Regions from separate parts of the Homo sapiens genome. Here region 2 is linked to region 1. The links are chromatin loops, found by intact Hi-C in ENCODE. Cell type or tissue: Caco-2. All regions are shown on one strand.

The links. A loop is a pair of places that touch in the nucleus more often than their neighbours do. Peaks named below come from ENCODE experiments on the same cell type or tissue, not always from the same donor. Only the 100,000 strongest peaks of a DNase experiment are listed, where the experiment ranks them.
Region 2: a loop joins it to region 1, with 3 times the contacts of the local background. A loop is called at or near these places in 11 of 110 quality-filtered maps.

Annotation. Positions count from the first base shown.
Region 1 is chr12:31,658,031-31,660,530 of GRCh38, forward strand. It overlaps ETFBKMT (electron transfer flavoprotein subunit beta lysine methyltransferase), which reads left to right and starts at 1,658. Exons shown (of 4, transcript NM_001135863.2): 1 at 1,658-1,759. RefSeq lists a silencer at 1,016-1,325 and enhancers at 1,027-1,528, 1,446-1,605. In Caco-2, CTCF peaks have their summits at 1,203 (motif pointing left) and 2,251; a DNase peak (open chromatin) is centred at 1,291; H3K4me3 peaks cover 2,021 bases.
Region 2 is chr12:32,039,181-32,041,680 of GRCh38, forward strand. No RefSeq gene overlaps it. Among named protein-coding and RNA genes, the nearest start is that of BICD1, 66 kb to the right of the region's middle. In Caco-2, no CTCF peak of the experiment used is centred here; a DNase peak (open chromatin) is centred at 1,191.

The DNA of each region.
Region 1 (2,500 bases):
ACTACCAAGCTTTTTTCCAGGAACCAACCCTCTTTTGTAAAAATGTTAGGTTAGCCTGTTCGTTCTGGTTTCTTGGGCAGTGACTGGGATGTTCAAACTATTAATTGGGATAGAACACCGAAGCTGGTTAAAAACAATATTTCTTATAGAAATTGATCTTGAACATGGATCAAGGTTCACTGCTAGCAGGAGAATCGGAGAGTGTGTGGTAATGAAAAGTTATAGTTGAGAAAACAAGCGTTTACATCAGCAACTAATTAAGAAAAAAGCAGCTCATAAGTGGATGAATGCAGTTCATAAACACATTATATCAGTTATTACACAGGAAATCTAAGGCAGAATACTGTGAAATGCAAGGTGTATAGCTTATCAACAAGAATGTAGCAAATACACCATTCAACTAAGAAAGAAATGATAAGGCTGCATCTGGGGCTGTTGACTGGAAGCACAAAGTTTCCTTTCCTTGTAGTAGTTCCTAAAGATTCCAGTTTACATGGAAAGACAGAAAGCTGTCACACCCATGGCAGGAGCGCAGAACCCAAGCGACAAATTCTAATTTTGAACAGGCAGGTGCCAGTGCATTTCTCAAACTGCAAACTAAAATGCAGAAACACGATTTTCCTGTTTCTTAGTTTTGGACCGTTTTCCCCCCTCTAGCACGCCAGAGCAGGTTTTAATTGTTGTCAGGTCAGATGGTGAGTTAACTTTGAGTGTTGAGTTGAGGGGCCAGTGGGATGTGGGTCCAGTTGAAAGGTGGATATATGTAGATCCAGACTCGAGTGATATAGGCTGCAAATAAATTGCTAGTGAATTTATGAATTATTAGAAAAGAAAGGACATTCATTATGATTTAATCGCAGTTGAATGTAGGCAGCACAGAGGGCTTATACTGTGTCTTTTTTTTTTTTTTTTTTTAAATATACGGTGTCTATTTTGCTCACCACTCTATGCCCGGTGCCTGGAAGTGCGACTGGCACATAGTAGGTGTTGCATAGTTTCAGAATGAACTTTTTAGGAATCAAAATTCTACAAACATTGCACACAGATTTAACGTTCCCTTATTTTCCAGGTGAGGTCAGGGCGCCCTTTGGTTTCGCGCTTCTGTCCCTTTAAGAAAGTGGAGGAGAAAGAAAGCGCTGCTGGGAAAAAGGGCGGGGCCGCGAGGGGCCGCCGTCCGTCCCGCCCCCTGCCGGGCCGCGGCGCTCTGCTAGAGCGTGGCTCAGTTTTGGTAGCGGGACCCCGGAAATGTAAAGCATGAGCGGGAACAGTCGCCAGGGCGAGTGACAGGCGAGCCCTATGCTTTACTTCCGAGGGCGGTGTCAGCAAAGCTAGGTAAGGAGACAGGGAGGACGGTGCCTGCCCCTTTAAGATCGACTCCACCCCGCCTCTGGAGGAAAATGACGCCGCCGTCTACCCGTTGTGGAACGTAACTCTTTTCATCCCATCAGCTCTCCTTCTCATTAAGAGAAATACCAAGTGGTCACCACAGTCACATACTTCATAACCCATGCCTCATCGGTGCTGGGACGGGAGAGGGAAGCGCCGATCTAAATGACATGGGGTCCAAATCCCAAATAATCTCTATTTGCTCTGCGTTACCTTTAAACTTAGGCTGCGTTGTGTGATTCAAGTGACAGCCTAGTACTGCTTAACAATTAGTCTAGTGGGATACCAGGCCCTGAGAGACCCCTACGATCCCAGGACACTGATGTGGGGTAACTAACACCCACTGGAAGTCTACGCTGAGTTCACAGGCTATGTATGACCTGACATGCATTTTGACCTGCCCTGTGTTTTGATATTTGAATGAGTTGCTGATGTTTACAAGCCGAAGCTGGCCGGGCGTGGTGGCTCGCGCCTGTAATCCCAGCACTTTGGGAGGTCGAGGCAGGAGGATCGCTTCAGGTCAGGAGTTCCAGACCAGTCTGGCCAACATGGCGAAACCTCGTCTCTACTAAAAAAAAAAAAAAAAAAAAAAATACAAAAATTAGCCGGGCGTGGTGGCACGCCCCTGTAATCCCAGGACTCGGGAGGCTGAGGTAGGAGAATCGCTTGAACCTGGGAGTCGGAGGTTGCAGTGAGCCGAGATCACGCCACTGCACTCCAGCCTGGGCAACAGAGACTCTGTCTCAAAAAAAAAAAAAAAAAAAAAAAAAAAGGTGGAAGCTAATGTGTCAATATCTAGATTTTTTTGATGATTTTGAGAAATCGGAGGATCTGGCAGCATGTCCTGCCTAGCCTTTTTGAACTGTTTGAAAACAGTCTCCAGCTTGCCACAGCCCCTCTGTTATTTTACAGCCAGCCTGCATCACTCATTTATGATGTCCAGCCCCTTGTGGGGATTTGGATTTTTGACCCCTAAATACTTTAGTGGATTTAAGACCATTTAAAACATTTATGCAGAAGAGATCCGAGGTCCCCAAACAACTGGGTGTATAAGTTGTGTTTAAGTTGTTCCTCATTCTCATTTATTCTAATCCGGGTGTTTTTCTATATATAT
Region 2 (2,500 bases), 380 kb after region 1:
CCTCAGCCTTCCAAGTAGCTAGGACCACAGGTGCACACCACTACACCAAGCTATTTTCACAAATTTTTATACAGACAGCATCTCAGTATGTTGCCCAGGCCGGTTTCAACCCCCTGGGCTCAAACAATCCTCCCACCTTGGCCCCCAAAGTGTTGGGGTTTCAGGCATGAGCCGCTGCGCCCAGCCTTGTTATTTTCTATTCTATTGTTTTGTTTGCTTATCATTCTTGGCTTCCAACAGCAATTTTTAAAAACTGTTTTGGGGTAGAGGGAGTATGGCTAACAGCTGTTTTTTCCTTAAATCTGCGCTGTGGATCTTAGAACCAGATGCCTGTTATTCACTCCCAAGCCTCCTAGGCAACCCGCCAGTGAGATCGTCCCGCCAGTGAGATCGTCCCGCTGTTAGTCTTTGAGTTGATGGCCAGTCAGCCCTGGGTCTTAGTGGGTGGGAATAGAAGTGGGGGATGCAGAGAGAAAGCTCATTAAACATGGCCTTGCCCTAGGATTCAGAATGCAGTGCGCCTGCACTGAATCAACCTGTCAGAGAGGCTGTTCTTTGAAAAGAAGTTTGGGTCTGTCATTTAAAAAAATTAAACAATTTAGAAATGTAGTCCTCTCCTGCTTAACATCAGTAATCTATTACTGAAAATTGGTTGTTCTGCATGAAAATGCTAACCTTCAGCCTATTTATTTTATTTTAAACAGAAAAATTATACTATGTCAACCCCAAACCCTCAATCAATTTCTTAAAAGGTTAACTAAAGCATGGTAAGGTACCTAAATATAATTCTTATAAAACAAAACATCTGGTCAGTTGTGAAATGTTTAAAACATTGCTTCTTGATCACCAAATAATTAATATGGTGAATAACAGATAGGGGCTTTTGTGCAGTAGAAGATTCAAGACCAAGACAAGCTCATGTTTCCCTTTAGGCGGGCTTCCTCCTGAGGGAGGCCCCTGACCTCCCTCTTCTTAGAGCATTTGCTTTAGAAAACTTGTAAATTTTCTCTCTGATACTTCGAGATGCCAATTTTTTTTTTTTTTTTGGTCATTTTACCTTTAGTCGATGCATAATCTTTAAAAAAGCTTTGTCAGTTTTACAACCCAGGAAAGTCTTTCTCCAAGACCTGGGAACTATTTCTTTGAAATGCAATCAGCAGGACATAGCATCCTTATCTCTGTTTCTGTGGGAGGGCAGCAGGAGCCTGACTCCAAATTGCCTTGCTCCAAGTTTCAAGATATCGTGCTCTAAGTTACAAAACTAACTCTTGTCACAAAGCTAGGATACGTTTATTTCTCCTTTTTGTTGATTTTTGAACAATTAGAATTTATTTCTCACAGTTCTGAAGGCTGCGTGTCTGAGAGCAGGGTCCCAGCACAGCCAAGTTCTGGTGAGGACCCTCTTCCAGTGGCAGATGCCCACTTCTGGTGCTATCTCCCATGGAGGACAGCAGAGGCTATAATTCCTTTGGAGAAAGCCTACTAGCAAATACACAATGGAATTTTATTTAGCCTTTCAAAAAAAGGAATTTCTGCCATTTGCGACAACATAGATGAACCTGGAGAACTATGCTAAATGAAAAAAAGCCAGGCAGGGAAGGACACATACTGCAGGATCTCACATGTATGTGGAATCTAAAACAATCAAGCTCATAGAAGTAGAGAATAAAATGGTGGTTACCAGGGGCTGGGAGCGAGGAAATGGGGAAATGTTGGTCAATGGGTACAACATTTCAGTTAGACAGGAGGAATATTTTTTTGAGATCTATTGCACAGTATGAGAACTATAGTTAATAATAATGTACTGTATATTCCAAAAATGCTAAGTGAATACATTTCAAATGCTCTTCCTACCAAAAAAATGATGAGTATTGGCTGGGCATGGTGGCTCACACCTGTTATCCCAGAGTTTTGGGATGCCAAGGCAGGCAGATCACTTGAGGCCAGGAGTTCAAGGCCAGCCTAGGCAACATAGTGAAACCCTGTCTCTATAGAAAATTAAAAAAATTAGACAGACGTGATGGTGTGTGCCTGTAGTCTTAGCTACTCAGGAGGCTGAGGTGGGAGGATGGCTTGAGCCCAGGAGTTCAAAGTTACAGTAAGCTATAATGGTGCCACTGCACTCCAATCTGGGCAACAGAGTGAAAACTTGTCTCTCTAAAAAAATAAAAAAAAAAAAAGATGAGTATTGAGGTAATGGGTATGTTAATTAGCTTGATTTAATAATTTCACATTGTTTACATATATTACAACATCACTCCGTACCCCATAAAGACATCAAATTATAAAAAGCCAACGGCAAACACAAATGGCCTGTGACTTCCCTTATGTCCTTCAGTACTAATTCACCCAATCCTTTAAAACCTATCCCTTCTGGGCCGGGTGCGGTGGCTCATGCCTGCAATCCCAGCACTTTGGGAGGCAGAGGCAGGCAGATCACGAGGTCAGGAGATCGACGTCAACCTGGCTAACACAGTGAAACCCCGTCTCTACTAAAAAT